2 separate regions of the Homo sapiens genome follow, and region 2 is linked to region 1. The links are chromatin loops, found by intact Hi-C in ENCODE. Cell type or tissue: heart left ventricle. All regions are shown on one strand. Links, peaks and the distances in the headings refer to the core of each region. The heading gives the core; the rest is flanking DNA.

Region 1 (10,472 bases), core at 734-8,733:
TCTTCTGCCCCTCCCCCAGCCAGCTGGTGTCTGCAGAAATTAGAAGGAAGGTACGTGCCTGACACAGAGTTGCCTGAAATCATATATCTTTACCCCCTTTCAGGATCATCTTTCTTTCATCCGGCCCAAGAATGGCACCTTCCCCGCCCATCAGGCCACCTGCACTCAGGAGTCGGCTGCCTGTCCTGAAATAGATCTCTACCAGCTCTCAAGCAGAACAATTCCTTGCATTCATACTTGAATGTATAATTTGTGTTATTACCTCTTATTTGTCTTTGTAAGTTTGTCCCTGCCCCAGTTTAAAAAAAAAAAAAAATCTGAGTTACTGCTACTGAACCAAAGGGCCTCATTCGAGGTCTTCTTTCTCCCCACCCCCTCCCCCATCCCAGTGATACAGATGCTGCCTTGTCTGGTCAGGCCTTCAGGGAGGATGTCCTGACCCCCTCAACCCCCCATCTCCAAAGCTGTCCCCTCGCTCTTTGTGCAACTCGCCGCCCACATCCAGCACAGTAAAAGCAGGCTGTCAGCTGGGAGAGGCTCGCCTTGGAGGACTGTCCTTTCTTTACATCCTCTTCCCAGGGCTTCATGCTGCAAAACAGCACATTCTCAACATGAAACAAAAATGGATTCTGTTTTCTTTTTCACCTAGTGTTTTTGGCCATACTGTTCTTGGCAGTCAGACTTCCAGGCTTGGGGTAGAATCGATAGCTTAAAAGATAAATGTTTACACTGGTCAGCAATGTGCCATTTGGAGCCTTGGTGCCCCTGGATAATTTGCCAGAGTCTGTGGCTTTGTGTCCGGAATTGGTGGGTTCTTGGTCTCACTGACTTCAAGAATGAAGCCGCGGACCCTCGCGGTGAGTGTTACAGCTCTTAAGGTGGCGCGTCTGGAGTCTGTCCCTTCTGATGTTCAGATGTGTTCGGAGTTTCTTCCTTCTGGTGGGTTCGTGGTCTCGCTGGCTCGGGAGTGAAGCTGCAGACCTTCGCGGTGAGTGTTACAGCTCATAAAAGCAGCGTGGACCCAAAGAGTGAGCAGTAGCAAGATTTATTGCAAAGAGCAAAAGAACAAAGCTTCCACAGCGTGGAAGGGGACCTGAGCGGGTTGCCAATGCTGGCTCAGGCAGCCTGCTTTTATTCTCTTATCTGGCCCCACCCACATCCTGCTGATTGGTAGAGCCGAGTGGCCTGTTTTGTCAGGGCGCTGATTGGTGCGTTTACAATCCCTGAGCTAGATACAAAGGTTCTCCATGTTCCCATCATATTAGTTAGATACAGAGTTTCGACACACAGGTTCTCCAAGGCCCCACCAGAGCAGCTAGATACAGAGTGTCGACTGGTGCATTCACAAACCTTGAGCTAAACACAGGGTGCTGATTGGTGTATTTGTAATCCCTGAGCTAGATATAAAGACTCTCCATGTCCCCACCAGACTCAGGAGCCCAGCTGGCTTCACCTAGTGGATCCTGCACTGGGGCTGCAGGTGGAGCTGCCTGCCAGTCCCGTACTGTGCGCTCACACTCCTCAGCCCTTGGGCGGTCGATGGGACTGGGCGCCGTGAGCAGGGGGTGGTGCTCGTCGGGGAGGCTCCGGCCGCACAGGAGCCCATGGCGGGGGTGGGAGGCTCAGGCATGGTGGGCTGCAGGTCCTGAGCCCTGCCCCGAGGGAAGGCAGCTAAGGCCCAGCGAGAAATCGAGCACAGCACCGGTGGGCTGGTACTGCTGGGGTACTCAGTACACCCTCCGCAGCCACTGGCCCAGGTGCTAAGTCCCCCACTGCCTGGGGCCAGCAGGGCTGGCTGGCTGCTCCGAATGCGGGGCCCACCAAGCCCACACCCACCCAGAACTCCAGCTGGCCTGCAAGCGCCGCATGCAGCCCTGGTTCCCGCTCGTGCCTCTCCCTCCACACCTCCCTGCAAGCTGAGGGAGTGGGCTCCAGCCTTGGCCAGCCCAGAAAGGGGCTCCCACAGTGCAGTGGGGGGCTGAAGGGCTCCTCAAATGCCACCAAAGTGGGAGCCCAGGCAGGGGAGGTGCCAAGAGCAAGCGAGGGCTCTGAGGACTGCCAGCATGCTGTCACCTCTCAGCTTCACCCACCCAGTGACCTTGAGTCTCCTTAACTTTCCAACTAGCCTACCTCCCAGAGGTCCCCCACACCCCTCTCCCCTCCTTCGGCCAGCCCTGAGGGCCAGGCCCTTTCTCACTTCCTGAACCAAGTACTGGAAGTAGAAGAAACTGTTGTCAGGCTCCGAGTTCCACCTCTGGGTCAAGGGCTCCAGAGCCTGGTGCTGCAGCTTGGCCAAGGGAACCCAAAAACCAGGTCAGCAGTACATCCACTCTCTGAGCTTTGGTTCTGTCATTGCACAGGATTAATGTTCCATCTCAGATTAACTCTGAAATCAAATGAGGTAATGTATTAGTACTTGTGTGTACAGAATTGGTGGGTTCTTGGTCTCACTGACTTCAAGAATGAAGCCATGGACCGTCGCAGTGAGTGTTAACAGTTCTTAAAGCGGCACGTCTGGAGTTATTTGTTCCTCCTGGTGGGTTCGTGGTCTCGCTGGCTTCAGGAGTGAAGCTGCAGACCTTCACGGTGAGTGTTACAGCTCATAAAAGCAGTGTGGACCCAAAGAGTGAGCAGTAGCAAGATTTATTGCAAAGAGCTAAAGAACAAAGCTTCCATAGTGTGGAAGGGGACCTGAGCGGGTTGCCATTGCTGGCTCGGGCAGCCTGCTTTTATTCTCTTACCTGGCCCCACCCACATCCTGCTGATTGGTCCATTTTACAGAGAGCTGATTGGTCCATTTTACAGAGAGCTGATTGGTGCGTTTACAATCCCTGAGCTAGACACAAAAGTTCTCCAAGTCCCCACTAGATTAGCTAGATACAGAGTGTGGACACAAAGGTTCTCCAAGTCCCCACCAGAGTAGCTAGATACAGAGTGTCAATTGGTGCATTCCCAAATCCTGAGCTAGACACAGGGTGCTGATTGGTGTGTTTACAAACCTTGAGCTAGATACAGAGTGCCGATTGGTGTATTTACAATCCCCTAGCTAGACATAAAGGTTCTCCAAGTCCCCACCAGACTCAGGAGCCCAGCTGGCTTCACCCAGTGGATCCCGCACCGGGGCTGCAGGTGGAGCTGCCTGCCAGTCCTGCGCCGTGCGTCTGCACTCCTCAGCCCTTGGGTGGTGGATGAGACTGGGCGCCGTGGAGCAGGGGGCGGTGCTCGTTGGGGAGGCTCGGGCTGCACAGGAGCCCACGGGAGGCAGAGGCTCAGGCATGGTGGGCTGCAGGTCCTGAGCCCTGCCCCGCGGGGAGGCAGCTAAGGCCCAGGGAGAAATTGAGCGCAGCACCAGTGGGCCAGCACTGCTGGGGGACCCAGCGCACCCTCTGCAGCCGCTGGCCTGGGTGCTAAGCCCCTCATTGCCTGGGGCTGGCAGGGCCAGCCGGCCGCTCCCAGTGCGGGGCCTGCCAAGCCCACGCCCACCCGGAACTCCAGCTGGCCCACAAGTGTGGCGTGCAGCCCCAGTTCCTGCTCCCGCCTCTCCCTCCACACCTCCCTGCAAGCTGAGGGAGCCAGCTCCAACCTTGGCCAGCCCAGAAAGGGGCTCCCACAGTGCAGCAGTGGGCTGAAGGGCCCCTCAAGTGCCGCCAAAGTGGGAGCCCAGGCAGAGGAGGCGCTGAGAGTGAGCGAGGGCTGCGAGGGCTGCCAGCATGCTGTCACCTCTCACTTGGAGTGCTTTATGAAACGTAGAGAGCATAACAACAGCAAGAATATCGTAGCTGCTGTCTTATGAACATCTACTGTGTACCAGGCACTGGGTTTCTTTTTTTGAGGCAGCATCTTGCTGTGTCACCACTATGCAGTCTTGATCTCCCACGCTCAAGCAGTCCTCTCACCTCAGCCTCCCAAGTAGCTAGAAGAACTACAGCTACTCATGTGCCACTATGCCAAGCTAATTTTTTTTTGGTTTTTTAGTAGAGACAAGGTCTCAGCCACTGTGTTTAGTTTAACACATGACTGTCTCATCTAATCCTGATAAATACCCTTGAAAATATTAACACCGCTCTTTTATAGGTAAGGAAAGTCAGGCTCAAAAAGATGAAGTAAGTGGCCCAGGATGACAAACGAAGGAAAGTGGTTGAGTCAAGATTGGAATCTGGCCAGTGTGACTTTTAGACCCATGTTCTCATCTACTAAGCAAACTGTTTTCCTTCCCATAATCAGGATTTGCAAGAGAAGCATAATTAACTTTGAAGATGGGCGTTTGCAATTCATTTTCTTGGGATGCCCATCTGACCTTCCCTTTTCAGATCAGCAGGCAGTTTCCTGTGCTTAGGACTCATTCCCCTCTGCAGAAGGAACTCTGGTGATTTTCCCACCGGGAGAGGGAGACATGAGATGTGGCTTCCTGTTCCAGGAAATACCGCCCAGTCTTTTTACCCACCCTCAGCCACCCCATGCACTATGTTAGTCATAGTCAGTGCATGGCGCTAGCCAGCTCTATGGTGATTCTGCCGGGTAAGCCACTAGCTGTTGAGATGACCAAAGCTCAGAAAGTGCTTGCTGCATTTCTGTTTCTGTTGTTGACAGTGGCCTGATATGCATAGCATACTTACATAGCTCCACTTTTCAGAGCCTCTGGCAGGTACAAATTAATCAATCCCCTGGCACAGCACAGTGCTAACCACAAGGAGAAAAGAAAGAGAAGTATGTTCCACGCAGGAGAAACTGCCAAGTTGCCAAGTGCATCTGGTCTAGGTTTTTTTTTTTTTTTTTGGAGAGAGAGTCTCGCTCTGTCACCCAGGCTGGAGTGCAGTGGCATGATCTCAGCTCACTGCAACCTCCACCTACCAGGTTCAAGTGATTCTCCTGCCTCAGCTTCCTGAGTAGCTGGGATTACAGGTGCGCACCACCACACCCAGCTAAATTTTGTGTTTTTAGTAGAGACAGGGTTTCACCATGTTGGTCAGGCTAGTCTCGACCTCCTTACCTGGTGATCTGCCCTCCTCAGCCTACCAAAGTGCTGGGATTACAGGCATGAGCCACCGCGCCTGGCCTAGGTTTTAAAATGCTTCGTTCCTGAGAAGATCTGATAGAAGTTGAATTTTAGTTTTAATTCAAGAAAAGGGACACTATAACACTTAGCCACTTTTCAGTGTGTTCATGTCTCAACTGAGAGGTGGTGTCGGTGTTTCTACTCACTGTGTCTCTTGCGCGTGTGTGTGTATGTATGTATTTTTGAGACAGAGTCTCGCTCTGTTGCCTAGGCTGGAGTGCAGTGGCACGATCTTGGCTCACTGCAACCTCCACCTCCCCGGTTCAAGCGATTGTCCTGCCTCAGCCACCTGAGTAGCTGGGATTACAGGCCCGTGCCACCACGCCCAGCAAATTTTTGTATTTTTAGTAGAGACGGGGTTTTGCTGTGTTGGCCAGGCTGGTCTTGAACTCCTGATTACAGGTGGGATTACAGGCAGGAACCACCCCGCCCAGCCTCAAGTGTATATTGACAAGACATTGTCCCAGGGGTAATGACAGAATTGAAAATGGTGACATGGGGCAGTGGGCTGCACGGCCACATGTATACATTAAGCCTCATAGAACTGTTCTCTCTTTCTCTCTCTCTCATACACATACACATCAGTTTTATCACATGTGAATTTTTAAAATATTTTAAGTAAGATGGACCCTTTTCCTCAAAGAGTGTAGGTACAGTTTAATGGGGGATAAGACAATGAATTCTCTTGCTGGGCTAAAGACAGTCTAAACCACAAGAGAAGTTGAAAAAAGCAGTGCTGTGGGGCTTGAAGCCAGCATGAGACACTGCTGGCCACGGGAAGTCTCAGCCTTGATGGTTGGGTAGTGTGTGCTGAAGATCAGAAAGTTTGTGGAAGGGCAGGGTAGAGGCATGGGGGAAGGACATACGTTTTGGGAACAGCTCACATTCCTTTTTAAAAAAAAAAAAAAACAAAAAAACATAGGACATAGTTCCTAAGCTGATGTTTGTTGAGCACCAACTCTGTACCAACTGCTATGTTAGTTTCTGGGGACTCTGAGATGGAAAGAATGCATCCCCAACTCATCAGGGAAGATATACAGATGGCAAATAAACACATGAAAAGATGTTCCAATAGCATTAGGAGATATACCTAATGCTAAATGACTAGTTAATGGGTGCAGCACACCAACATGGCACATGTATACATATGTAACAAACCTGCACGTTGTGCACATGTACCCTAAAACTTAAAGTATAATAATAATAAAATTAAAAAAAAAAAGATGTTCCACATCATATGCCCATTCAAATGACTAGATACCATGTAAACACCTACTAGAATGGCCAAAATGCAAAACACTGACAACACCGAATGGTAGTGAGAATGTGGAGCAACAGAAACTCTCATTCATTGCTGGTGGGAATGCAAAATGGCACAGCCACTTAAAACTAAACACACTCTTACTGTGTGATCCAGCAATTGCACTCCTTGAGATTTACCCGAATTAGTTGATAATAGGTCCACACAAAAACCTGCACTTGATGGTTATAGCAGCTTTATTCATAATTGCCAAAACTTAGAAGCAACCGAGATGTCCTTCAGTAGGTGAATGGAGAAATAAACTGTGGTCCATCCAGACAATGAAATATTCCATGATAAAAATAAATGAGCTATCAAGCCATTAAAGACATGGAGAAAGTTTAAATGCATATTACTAAATGAGGCTTGGCGCAGTGGCTCACACCTGTAATCGCAACACTTTGGGAGGCTGAGGCAGGTGGATCACTTGAGGTCAGGAATTCAACAACACCCTGGCCAACATGATGAAACCCCGTCTGTACTAAAAATCCACAAATTAGCCGGGTATGGTGGCACGTGCCTGTAGTCCCAGCTACTCGGGAGGCTGAGGCAGGAGAGTCACTTGAACCTGGGAGGTGGAGGTTTCAGTGAGCTAAGATCGCACCACCACACTCTAGCCTGGGCGACAGAGCAAGACCCTGTCTCAAAAAACAAACATATTACTAAGTGAAAGAAGCCAATCTGAAAAAGGCAGCATACTGAGTAATTCCACCTGTATGACATTCTAGAAAAGGCAAAATTATGGAGGCAAAAATTAGTTGGGGATGGTAGCGCATGCCTGTAATCCCAGCTACTGGGGAGGCTGAGGCAGGAGAATCGCTTGAACCCAGGAGATGGAGGTTGCAGTGAGTCGAGATCGCATCACTGCACTCCAGCCTGGGTGAAGAGCCAGACTCCACCTCAAAAAAAAAAAAGAAAAGAAAAGAAAAGAAAAAAACAATGATGGAGACAGTAAGATCACTGGTTCAGGTTAAGGGAGAGAAGAGGATGAATAGGTAATGCACAGAGGATTTTTGAGGCAGTGAATTAAAAGAAAAAAAACTCGATCCCTGTCCTTACGGATCTCTGGTCTAGTCGGAGTCAGCAGGCACACAGAGGCCTGCTGAGATGGAGAATCGATGCTCAGATTCTTCCTCTGTATCCAGAAGAAGCCAGAGGAGGGTACTGCCTGGCCCTGGGAGGCTTCACTAGAGGTTTTCGAGAGGAAGATGCACGTCTAAGGTGTGACGGGAAAGGGCCAGAAAGAGAATGAGGGAAGAACATTCCAAGCCACAGAAATGGCACATGGAAGAGAGCAGAGATGAGAGGAGAAACCATCTGTGACTTAGGTGGCTCAGCAGAGCTGGAGAGAGTCGGGCAATTGAGTTGAAGCACAGGCTGGGGCCGTGCCATGCAAGGCTTTGCCAGCTATACAAGGGCACCACATGCCGTGGGGAGAACCAGAGTGTTTTTAGCAGGGTGGTGTGATCAGATTCCTACTTCAGAAAGATGGGCACAGTGTGAGGGATGGATTGGGGTGATCAGGCTGGCTCAAGGAGTCCCAGTCAGAGAGGGCAGGCTAGAAAGAAGTAGACAATTGAATCGATGTTGAAAATATAGAATGTACAGGCTCTGGTGATTGGTTGGATGGTGAGTGGGAGAGAGGAAGGGGACCAAGGTGCTTCCCTGGGGTCTAGTTTAGATGGGTTGAGGGCGGGGCAATCAGAGAAAGACTAGTTGTAGAGAGAGGGAGCAGGAAAAGGGAAATAGAGCTAGAAAGTTAATTAGAACCATGCTGTGAGGATACTGAATGCCAAGGTCAAGACTGTATTGAAAAACCTGAGCCGAGGCTGGGCACAGTGGCTCACGCCTGTAATCCCAGGACTTTGGGAGGCCAAGGTGGGTGGATCACAAGGTCAAAGAGATCGAGACCAGCTTGGCCAACAATGGTGAAACCCTGTCTCTACTAAAAATACAAAAATTAGCTGGGCGTGGTGGCATGCGCCTATAGTCCCAGCTACTTGGGAGGCTGAGGCAGGAGAATCTCTTGAACCCAGAAGGTAGAGGTTGCAGTGGCCTGAGATCGTGCTACTGTACTCCAGCCTGTCAACAGAGCGAGACACCCTCTCAAAAAAAAAAAAGAAAAAAAAAACCTGAGACAAAACAATCTTAGTGCAGATCACTCTTTGTTACTCTGTTTCTTTGCTACATCAGACTTTGACCAGAACCTGAGATGGAGATGGACATCTGGGAGTTGCTGGATTCTAGAATAAACATTTGACAGCCTTTCCCAGAGTGGCCCATACCCAAATTGATAATCAGGATTGTGGAAGCATAGGGAAACACTTGATAGGAGCTGAAAAGCAGTGTACTTTTAAGAGAATAACTTTCACTGAATTCTAACAATTATTTCTGAAAGTATTGAATTCAACTGGTAAGATAAACAATCTTAATCTCCTATGACCCCAAGTTTCTCAGCTGGTAAATGAAGGAAAAAGACCTGTTGATCTCAGAATTCTCTTGCAGCTCTGCAATTCTAGCCTAATAAAAATTTTCATCAAGATTTAAAAAAAAAATCTTATATAAGTAAATATAGAGTCCAGTGCTATTTTTCATTGATCTTCAAACATTTTTTTCCCCAAATTTTAATGCTGAAACACCAACTTGCCAAATTTTCCAGAGTGCAAATCCCCTGCCCAGTGAGCTGTTATTATTTGAAAATATTGTGGCCTCTAAAGCTGACTTTATCTTTAAAAAACAATTTTTTTTTAACCAGCAAAAGGAATAAATTTCCATGTTTATACCAATGAGTTTCCTGAAACTAAGAAAAACTAACCATTATATTGTTTCATGTAAGGAACTTGGGTACTATCATAATCCCCATTTTAATGATGAGGAAATAAATAGGCGAAGGTAATTATTTCAGACTGTGTTTCCTTGACGCAGTATTTCTGGATGGTGAATCTTACTCAGATTTTGTTTTGATGCTATTCTTGGGATTGACTTGAGAAGCACCAGTGGCTGACTCTTTCTTTCTCAGTGCGGAGGGGTAAATTGGGAACAAGCTGTCTTGCTTTCATCATATTATTTGCTGTCATCATGAAAGGCAGGCAGTGAGAGGAGTTTTTTTTTTTTTTTTTTTTTTTTTTTTTTTTTTTTTTGAGACGGAGTCTCTCTCTGTCGCCCAGGCTGGAGTGCAGTGGGGCGATCTTGGCTCACTGCAAGCTCCCCCTCCCAGATTCACGCCATTCTCCTGCCTCAGCCTCCCGAGTAGCTGGGACCACAGGCGCCCGTCACCGCGCCCGGCTAATTTTTTTTGCATTTTTAGTAGAGACGGGGTTTCACAGTGTTATCCAGGATAATCTCGATCTCCTGACCTTGTGATCCGCCCACCTCGGCCTCCCAAAGTGCTGGGATTACAGGCGTGAGCCACCATGCCCAGCCGAGAGGAGTTTTTATACTACCTTAAGCATCTTTTGTTTCAAACCAAATCATCTTCACTTCCTCCTTCCCCTCCCCACTTGCAGATAATGACAGATTTTTTGGGATCTTACCACGGAAATAGCTTTGGGGCCACCTTCATACAGCTCAAGGCTGTGCTGATGTTGCAGGAGTGAGGGAAGGAGAGATCCCGTCCCATCCCCCAGATGGCAGCTGTGTGTTTGAGACTTTTGCACATGAATTTGTTTAATTTTCACCAAGGTCTTGTGAGACAAGGAAACTGAGGCTCAGAGAATGTCAGTAAACCCACCCAGAGTCACACAGCTAAAAGATGGCAGAGCCAGGATTCGAACCCACTTAGGCAGACCCCAGCTCATGCTCCACACCTCGATATGCTCCTCTACCATGAGTGGCAAGCCCTGGTTTATTAAAACTTTCCCAGCAGTGTTAGAGAACTCAAATGTCCGAAAGGCCATTCTCTTCCATTAGTTTATTCACTCAGTAAACAAGTGGAGCTGATACATCTACTTCCCTCCTATTTTGAGGGATATTTTGAGGATTAAAGAGCTATAATTCTGCTTATAGCTCAGCAGCGAGTGTGTGCTAACCAGTAGCTATTATGGCTACTGATGGTGGCTGCCGTGCCAGGCACCATACCGGATGGGCTGGGGACATGGGGATGAGGAAGATGCCGTG
Region 2 (10,472 bases), core at 1,216-9,215, 52 kb before region 1:
CTTTGCCTCCGGATCAGGGGGAAACATTTCCGGAACATACATTAAGAACTTCAAATTGCATAGCATTTAGTAGGCACAAAGTGACTATACTAGTTAAGGGGTGACAGATCAATTTCAATTTGTGTGCCCCTCGCTTATGGGTGTTTGGAGGGTTGTGTTGGGAAGGATTGCTGAGGCCAGTTAATAAATAAATTAATACATTGGTTATGTCTGTCATGAACACCTAAGAGACTGTGCAGTGGTAGCGCTTGTGTTGAATATTTTCCCTAGACCTTGAGCTCCTTGAAGGGCAAGGACTGTGTCTTAGATAATATACCCTCAGGACCGGACCTAGTGCATTGCCTGGTATGGAGGAAGTAACCGGTAAGTATATATTGGTTGAATGAATGATTTGATTTCCTAGTTTTTGGAATTGGCCCATGATTCTAAGTGAATGAGCTCACCTCAGATGCCTTAATAGTAAATGAAATTTTGCAGCAGAAATATTTTCTAAAATACATTGATTTTTATGGAACTAGTGTCTTGTTTTCAAAACAGCCCTCTGTTTTGCTACAACAAAACATTTCAAGAGTTTCAAATTTAAATTGGCTACTCAAAGCCAATTTCTTCATTTTTTTCCTATCTCAGTGGTCTAGAGGGGCATCTTGGTGTTTTAAGTGGAACACAGGCTTAGAAGTCAGACTTGGGTTTTTTTGTTTTGTTTTGTTTTGATGGGGTCTTGCTGTGTTGCCCAGGATGGAGTGCAGCGGCACCATCTCCGCTCACTGCAAGCTCCGCCTCCTGGGTTCACGCCATTCTCCTGCCTCAGCCTCCTGAGTAGCTGGGACTACAGGCGCCCACCACCACGCCCGGCTAATTTTTTGTATTTTTAGTAGAGACTGGGTTTCACCGTGTTAGCCAGGATGGTCTCAATCTCCTGACCTCGTGATCCGCCCGCCTCGGCATCCCAAAGTGCCGGGATTACAGGCATGAGCCACTGCGCCTGGCCTAGATTTGGGTTTTACTTACAGCCAGCTCAGCTATTAACACATTGTGTGACCATAGCTAGTTACTTCTCCATGCTGGAACTCAGTTCCCTCTAAAAAATTGGAGAACTGAAGCAAATGAGCTCTGTAATTCTATGAAAATAAACGCACAGGATAAAAAAAGAGAACTTGTTTCAACAAGATAATTCTCTGTCTTTGGCCTAGTTGAGGGGTCCCCAACCCCCAGGCCATGGACCAGTACTGGTCCGAGGCCTGTTAGGAACCCGATCGCGCAGCTGTAGGTGAGCGGGGCAAGCGAGCATTAACGCCTGTGCTCTGCCTCCTGTCAGATCAGCGGAGCATTAGATTCTCATAGGGGCGGGAACACAATTGTGAACTGTTCATGCGAGGGATCTGGGTTGCCCGCAGCTTATGAGATTCTAACACCTGATGATCTGAGGTAGGACAGTTTCATTCATCACCCCCCCATCTATGGAAAAATTGTCTTCCTCAAGACTGGTCCCTGGTGTCAGAAAAGTTTGGGACTGCTGGCCTAGGCGATCACTTCTCTCATTTCAGCTTCACTTTCTGACACAGGAGCAATAATCCTAAAGTGAGGAGGGGGAGTCACTTTAAAAAAAAAAAAAAAACAGCAAAAACATCAGTCATTATGGTGAAATGTCAACACAGTAAGTCTTTTCTAATATCTCTGCAGAATGCTACATGAGATTTGCCCTGATTCATAGATGGCTATGGTATGTGTAATACATAAAAATATAATGTATCATCTCAGACATATGTCTTGGCTGACATTCAGCACCAAGAATCTGACAAATGTTTTTATATTTATGTACATTCTGCCTGATTTCAAAAACAGATTTAAGATAGCTATACTCAACATCATAGAAATAATTAATTCTGGACGTCTTTAGAATGAGAATAAAAACAGGAGCCAAGTGTTTTTTTTTTTTTAAGTGATTATGTTAGGAAACTTAAACTCTGAGAGCTTCCAAAATTCAACATGAATTGTAACTTCATGGTTCCTGGAAGCCAGAGCCAACAGGGAAGTAATGGGCTGCCTAGCTCTTCTTGTCTGATAACAGCCAGAGTAATGGGCTTTGTGGGGAAAAGGAAATATACTGGCACAATTCTACCTCAGGCCTGTTCTGATAGCCTTTTGTCGAGGCAATAGCCATTCGTTCATAATGAAACCATTGAATTACAAACAAGAGTGGCAACATAGACCAAGCCTTATTTGTTTGTGGGGATTTTACTAGTTGTTTGGTAGACTTTAGCCAGGCCACGTATAGTAACAGTAGATGATGCTTAATGTGCCAGATGCTATTCTAACCGTATTAACATATTAAAAATCCTTACAAGAGCCCTGTGTGTTAGGAACAGTGCTTTGGGGTCTGTGCTCTTATCCACTGCACCATACTGCCTCTTACATGTCTCAAATCGTACAGAGATTTATCTTACTGCAGTCACACAGCTCAGCATCCCAACTCTGGGTGATCTCAGGAAAGAACATCTCATTTAAAGCAATAATAACCAGTTTAAATGTAGGCAGCCTCAGTGCTACATGACCAACCAGATGGATCAGCTGTTTACTTATTGAGTCCACTGGTTCTTTTGGCGTTGTTTTAAGGTGGCTTCTTGAATGTTAAAGGAACAATCTAGGCTCTATCTGAACCTCCTTTTGCATCTTTCATTGGTGACATGAGGAGCATACATAGGCCATGTGTCCTCTTGTCCTTCGGTATCTTATCTACCTTTGGGCTGCTAAATATGCCAAATCAGCTTCTCTTGTGTGCCAGCTCACTCAGCAGGGGTGGCTGCCTAGAAGACTGTGTTGAGAAGGGCTCTCAGGCCTGGCTCAGATGTCGTGAGAGAAGGGGTCATGACTGAGCAACAATGCCTGATGTGGGCAAGGGAGAGGGTAGCACCAGAGCGTTGCCTTTGCCAGCCATGGCCTAGTTCAAGATGAGGGCTTGCCTCTATGCTGCATGGCTTCTGAGGTTATTTTCCCTCAGAGTACTTCCCATTCAAGAGGAGAACAGAATGTAGCAATTCACAGAATTCATTCCATAAAAATGAATTCCCTCCCTGTACAAGACACACAATAGGAAGATTAATAAGTCAAAATCCCTGCCCCCTCCCAAATTTCATCCCAGTCAAGGACATATAAATTTTGACAAATAATATCTATACAGTGAGATAATGATTATTCTTATAAAGTACTGAGGGAACACAAACAAAAGAGTCACTGTCTATGCCTGGTAAGGGCAGACAGGTCAGGCTGCATGGAGAAGGTGCCAGTTGACCCTAACCCTGATTCCATCCATGTGTATGGAGCCCAGAGGGTGTGTGTTTTGAGAACCACCTGGTATGACCAACATCCTCAATATGTCTTTGCAACCTTCCTTTTCAGAATATATACAGTACCACCAGTAGTAAGTCATCTTTTTGGAGTCTTGATATAATGACACACATGAGAGAATGGATGAATCCAATCTACCACAATGGGTCAATATTTTAGAATTTTAGCTGTGGCAAAGACCTTTAGGGAAGGCAAAGGGTGGGGCAGGGTTTGTGGAAGCCATGGATATAGGGTGTCAGTGCTGGGCAGGTTGAATAGACTTTTCTAAAATGAAGTGGAAAAATAAGAAATGCAGAGACAGCCTGCACTGGCATTTTACCCAAGGCCATTCTGTGTCCCTTAGGAAATGTGTTCTTTACAGGGATTTGAAAACTATAGGGAATAGTGATTGGGGTCAGAAATGGCATCACTGGGGCTAAGAAACCAAAGATAAAGTCACTTTGGAGCTAACCTTTGTATTCAGAGAGCTTTGTCCTAATCCTGCTTAGAATTTCCACGGCGTCTTTTCTTCCCTTAAGAGAAATCAAAAGGCTTTCACTTTTCCCCTCTCTGCCCTGTGAAGACAGGCATTCAAAACCTCGTTTTGCAGGTTAAGGAAATTGAGTTCATGGTCTAAGATCACAGTGAATTGAACAGACTCAAAAGCAAGCATTTAATCTCTCTCACTCTCTCTCTTAAATGTAGTTCTTAGAATGAGAATTCTTAGTGGTTTTAAGAAAATGGTAATGTTTGTACTATAATTAACCCCCAGAAACAGAACATCAAAACCAAGACACTTTGGCAATCGTCTTATCCAATGTTCTCATTTTAAAGATGTGGACTCTGGGCCGGGCGCAGTGGCTCACACCTGTAATCCCAGCACTTTGGGAGGCCGAAGCGGGCGGATCACGAGGTCAGGAGATTGAGACCATCCTGGCTAAGACAGTGAAACCCTATCTTTACTAAAAATACAAAAAAAAAATTAGCTGGGCGTGGTGGCGGGCGCCTGTAGTCCCAGCTACTCAGGAGGCTGAGGCAGGAGAATGGTTATGAACCCGGGAGGCAGAGCTTGCAGTGAGCCGAGATCATGCCGCTGCACTCCAGCCTGGGTGACAGAGTGAGACTCTGTCTCCAAAAAAAAAGAAAGAAAGATGTGGACTCTGAATCTAAGGGACAACTCCAAATAACTCGAGGATATCTGGTCATTAAAACCTACTCGGCTCTCAAGGTTTCCATTTCTAACTGGAAGCCATTGCCTTCAAGAGCTGTTTAAGAGCGTCTGCCACCCTTCTAGAACTCAGTTTAAGGACTTCTGCTGGAGCCTTGGAAGGTTCAGGGCCCTCTCGTCACCATTGCTAAGGGCTGTTTTATGTTCTTTTATGAGATAGTCTGTTAGGTGCAGCCACAAGAAGGAGACACAGGAGAGGCTCAGGAAGACAAAGTTTATCGTGGTCACAAGTCCTAGAGGCAGGAGACATGGCACACCATGCAGGTCCACAGGGGAAAGACACCAGGGCAGTCAGGAGGCAGAAGACAGGAGCAAGGGGAAAGCATTAAGGTAAAGCCATGATGGGGGTTTCCTTGGAAAAGTCAAGGCAGGGCAGCGTGAACACTTTAGGGTTGGCTAGTTTGAATAATCTCAGGGGCCCTAAGCTATAGGAATGGTCCCTAGTTGACTGTACCTGGCCCTGGGATGATGAAAGCAGAGGAATTTTGCCTCTTCGGGTGTTGGGCCAGATAGAGGAGGTGTGGCTCTGAATTGGTTAGTTCGCATGTCAGAAGTGTACTCCTGGCTGGGCCCTTTGCTGGCTCTAAGAATTAACTATCCTCTCGCCACCCCCCCAGGGGCAGTCTTCCCAGCTAGAAAGGTTTTTTAAAAGATGTTCAAACATCGTAACATACATAAATATGTAACACAAGGGCCCTGGCTCCTCTCAGATATTTTTATTTATTTATTTATTTATTTATTTATTTATTTATTTATTTATTTATTTATTTATTTTTGAGACAGAGTTTTGCTCTTGTTGCCCAGGCTGGAGTGTAATGGTGCGATCTCTGCTCACTGCAACCTCTGCCTCCTGGGTTCAAGCGATTCTTCCACCTCAGCCTCCCAAGGAGCTGGGATGACAGGCATGTGCAATCATGCCCAGCTAATTTTGAATTTTTAGTAGAGATGGGGTTTTGCCATGTTGATCAGGCTGGTCTCAAACTCCTGATCTCAGGTGATCTGCCCTCCTCCGCCTCCCAAAGTGCTGGGATTACAGGCGTGAGCCACCATGCCCGGCCCCTCTCAGATATTTCTATCCATTGTCATACTCCCACTCTTTCCCTAACTACTACTGACTTCAGCTTGCAGCAGAAAATTCAGCCTTTGTAAGCTTGAGAGGACTCAGGTTGCTGACCAAAAGCAGAAGAGGCCTCCCTTCAAAATGTATGGAATGTTGCAAAAAGTAGACAGTGATCCTCAATAATCAGATACTTCCCTCAGAATGGTCTGCTAAACCTTCAGTCTTGTTGAACCAATTGGTTCAGTACTTTGTAACAGAACTTGGGAATTTCTCCACCCTGGATGGGATATTTCTTATGGCCTCCCATCCCAATTCATGTCAGCCCTTCCCGCATTTAGACTTGGTTACTTTCAACTCTTTACTCCTGGCATCATTTTTAAATGATTCAGGACTCTTGGTTTCAAGTGACATAAACCCACCTTGAATTATCATAGGTGGAGAGTGTTGGAGCATTGAACATAATGGAAAGAAAAGTTAGCTTTTTTCTACAGTTCTGATAGGAACAGGTTCTCTCCCTGCAGACTGGCGTCTTCTGCTAGACAGGAAGTGTGACTACTGGCAGCTCCAGAGCCTCATAATCCATAGCTTCAGTTGCCTGGCATGCACTGGCCCTGGACTTCTCACACCCCAAACTCTCATATGTGGGCCCAGCTGGCTCTCTTGCTCATTTTGGGACCAGTCAAGTTAGACTAGAGAGGCAGAGTCTGTAAAGGAACGTGGTTGGTGTGGGGGAAAAAGCAGTTTCCATAAGAAGGTGGTGGTCCCAGGAAGACAGGATGGTGGCAAAACCAAAGGTGTTTGTGACAAACCTGAGAGCATATCAGGAAGAGGAATGATTAAATCATTTAAGTGACAAGAGCAGGTTGAAAAACAACAGGTGTAGTATGCTTTTGTAAAAAAATTGGCCAGGCATAGTGGCTCATGCCTATAATCCCAGCACTTTGGGAGGCCAAGGCAGGCGGATCACTTGAGCCCAGGAGTTTGAGACTAGCCTGGGCAACATGGTGAAACCCCATCTCTACAAAAAATACAAAAATTGGCCAGGCATGGTGTTATGCACCTGAAGTCCCAGCTACTTGGGAGTCTGAGGTGGGAGGATTGCTTGAACCCAAGAGGTCGAGACTGCAGTGAGCCATGACTTGCACTACTGCGTTCCAGCCTGGGTGAACGAGCAAGACCCTGTCTCAAAATTAAAAATTAAAAAATTATGTATTCAGTAAATCTTTTCTAATTGACTTTCCATTAATGGAATGTCCCAGTTGGTTAACTCCGCACCCCCTCGGTAAAGTACGGGGGGAGGCTGAACATTCTTAGCTGGCAGCCTGGTTCCTAGGACACCAGCACACTTCTGCTCCCACCAGCTGAGGCCTGGGCTTTCCAAGAGTCATTCTTGTTTCTTGCCAAACCTGGGAATGCCAGATGGACTTGTTGTTTTAATTATACCATTTAATTAAATATCCCCCAAACGAAAGACAAATACAGAAAGTTATTTCTGTGAAAGTCATTGCGAGTAGCTAGAAGCAGTGGCTTTTTGCAGAGGGGACAGGGCTTTTACCTTTTATTGCCGAATAGGTTCTGGAGTCTGACCCCCTATTTTCAAATTATAGCTCTACTGCTTCTTTGCTGTGTGACACCTTGGGCAAGTTGCAGAGTCATCCTAGGACTTGGCCCCTTTACTATAAAATGGAAATAGCAACCTTGTTTGGGTACTGTTAGGATTAAGTAATATAATGTATTTGAAGCACTTTGCACAGTTCTTGGGCACATAGTAAACACTCAACAGATGCCACATCTATCATCATCGTCATCAACAATCACAGCCTTATTAAAGATGTAGAGAGAAGTCATTGGCTGTAAAGGAAAAATTTTTTTTCTTATCAAATCAATCTCTAAAAACCTAAAGTGTGTGTGTGTGTGTGTGTGTGTGTAAGGACACCTCCAGAGAGTTCTAGAGCTGAGTGAAAACCTGGTTTATTAAAATGAGCCTGGGCCGGGCACAGTGGCTCACACCTGTAATCCCAGCACTTTGGGAGGCCGAGGCGTGTGGATCCAGATCGAGACCATCCTGGCTAACACGGTGAAACCCCATCTCTACTAAAAATTCAAAAATTAGCTGTGCATGGTGGTGGGCACCTGTAGTCCCAGCTACTCGGGAGGCTGAGGCAGGAGAATGGCGTGAATCCAGGAGGCAAAGCTTGCAGTGAGCCAAGATCACGCCACTGCACTCCAGCCTGGGTGACAGAGAGAGACTCTGTCTCAAAAAAAAAAAAAAATGAGCCTGTAAGTCTGGGTGCACATCTGTAATCTCAACACTTTGGGAGGCCGAAGTGGGATGATTGCTTGAGGCTAGGAGTGTGAGACCAGCCTGGGCGTGAGTGAAACCCCATGTCTACAAAAAGTTAGTAAAAAATAATAATAAAAAATAAAAATTAGCTGGGCGTGGTGGCACACACCTGTAGTCCTAGCTACTTGGAGAACTGAGGGGGAAGGATTGCTTGAACCCAGGAGGTCGTGGCTGCAGTGAGCAGTGATTGCACCACTGCACACCAACCTGGGCGACAGCGAGACCCTGCTTCAAAAAAATAAAAATAAAAAAGCCTGTAGCCCCTCTTCCTTCCCTAATATATTTGGCTTCTATAAAAATTAAAAACCCAGGGATAAGAAGAAGGGGAGAGAATTGGAAAGCCCCTGGTTAGCTTTAAGGGCCTCTCAGTGCAGCAGAACCCATGCTGGCTCTATTCATAACTTTGCTCTCTGGATCAATATTCTGAAAGTTGGTACATTCTTTTCATTTGTGTCTTTCACAGAGGGCAGTAAAATTTAGCTCTAATTATATTTAGGGCATCTGGATTCTAGTCAGCATTTTCTGGCTCCGTTTTAGAACCTAAAGTCTGCGGCTTATTCCTAATGTGGAAAATGGAATAATCCCCCAGGCATGAGAAGAACTCCAGCATTGAGGCTGCTGTTCCTCTAGCGAGAAGCTGCTGCAGACATCACAAGACTTGTTATACAAGGAAACATGATTACAGTGGATTAAAGAAACTTGCCAGGGGCTTGAAGGATTTATTGCTTTTTGAATTCTGAATGAGACATAAATATGTTTTTCCCCTCTTAATTTTGGACCCCATACGGGTAAGGTGAGAAAATTCTTCAGCAAATTCTAGAATGCTTAGCTGCTAAAGATCAGTTGGTTTTGTGTCCACGTCATATTGCAAAGGGCATGAATACTTGCTTGGCAGAGACACAAAACAGTCACTCATTTCTTTCTGTTCTGCCAAGTTAGTTACTGCCTTGTCTCCCAGTGGGAGAAAAATGTAACTCCTTGGGGACTCTTCTGGAAGGCAGCATGGTGTAATGGAAAAAGCACTGTAGTCACAGGCACGAGGCCTAGACTACAGCGTCGGTGCTTATAAGTTCCATTATTTACAACAGGTTTCTTAAACTCTGTAAGCCTTTGTGCTCTTACTGCTCTTTTCGGAAAAAGCAGTTCTCAGAGGGTTGTATGAAGGATTATAGCACCTTTATGTTCAATATCATCTATAGAAACTCAACTGTTGGATGCATTAGCATCAGAATGACAGCTTGTAGTACACTCATTTGTGTTCACAGATCTCAGAAATTTTTATGTCCTAAATGGAGGGACTTTTAAAAATAATGATGGAGCTGGGCATGGTGGCACACACCTGTAATCCCAGCACTTTGGGAGGCCGAGGCGGGCAGATCACCTGAGGTCAGGAGTTTGAGATCAGCCTGACTAACATGGTGAAACCCCATCTCTACAAATACAAAAAATTAGGTGTGGTGGCGGGCGCCTGTAATCTCAGCTGCTTTGGAGGCTGAGGCAGGAGAATCACTTGAACCCGAGAGGCAGAGGTTGCAGTGAGCTGACATCATGCCATTGCACTTCAGCCTGGGCAACAAGAGTGAAACCCCATCTCAGAAAAAAACAAAAACAAACAAAAAAAACTGATGGCTTCTTAACCCTATCACTTCTGCAGATTCTTTGGTTTCTCAGGAAGCCAAAGAGATAGCATGGGGCAGTGGTTAGTAACAACTCTGGAGTCAGACCAACCTGAGTTTAAATTCACTACTTATTAGCTGGGAAGTCTTTGAACAACTCACCTAACCTGTTGTTCTCATTTTCCTAATCCGTAAAATGGACATAAAATATTACCTCAACCGTAATTTGTTTTGTTTCGTTTTGTTTTGAGATGGAGTCTCCCTGTGTCGCCCAGGCTGCAGTGCAATGGTGCGATCTCGGCTTACTGCAACCTCCGCCCCCCAGCTTCAAGCGATTCTTCTGCCTCAGCCTCCCGAGTAGCTGGATTATAGGCATCCACCATCGTGCCTGACTAATTTTTGTATTTTTAGTAGAGGCGGGGTTTCACCATGTTCGCCAGGCTGGTCTTGAACTCCTGACCTCAGGTAATCCACCTGCCTTGGCCTCCCAGAGTGCTGGGATTACAGGCGTGAGCCAATGCGCCTGGCCCTATTTTTTTATTCCTTTGTCCTGTTTCCTATGTGGGACTTATCACCGTTTGGCATTATTATTTATTTGTGTTCTGTCTACCACCCCAGCCCCACTCAAATATAATCCCCATAAAGGCAAAGACATTATATGTCTTATTTACTGCTTTATATGTCTTGCCTAACAAAGTAACTGGTACATTATTGTTACTTAATATTTTTACCTTTGAATTTTTTTGCCAAAATAATACAGAATTAGAAAGAATTCCTCCCCCAGTGTCATGGCTAAATTTATATACAGTAGCTGACTTGGAAACTGGGCAGAGTTGTTTTGCGTTTGGAAATACTGGTGTTCTTACAGTTGAGTTTCTATTTCCAAAAGATGCTTACTCA

The links. Peaks named below come from ENCODE experiments on the same cell type or tissue, not always from the same donor. Only the 100,000 strongest peaks of a DNase experiment are listed, where the experiment ranks them.
Region 2: a loop joins it to region 1, with 3 times the contacts of the local background. A loop is called at or near these places in 15 of 110 quality-filtered maps.

What each region holds. Positions count from the first base shown.
Region 1 is chr3:11,510,082-11,520,553 of GRCh38, forward strand. The region is part of intron 20 of ATG7 (autophagy related 7); the gene reads left to right. Among named protein-coding and RNA genes, the nearest start is that of VGLL4, 130 kb to the right of the region's middle. In heart left ventricle, for the core only: a CTCF peak has its summit at 4,396; DNase peaks (open chromatin) are centred at 1,736, 3,599 and 4,496; H3K27ac peaks cover 1,529 bases.
Region 2 is chr3:11,457,575-11,468,046 of GRCh38, forward strand. The region is part of intron 20 of ATG7 (autophagy related 7); the gene reads left to right. Among named protein-coding and RNA genes, the nearest start is that of VGLL4, 180 kb to the right of the region's middle. In heart left ventricle, for the core only: no CTCF peak of the experiment used is centred there; no DNase peak of the experiment used is centred there; H3K27ac peaks cover 1,726 bases.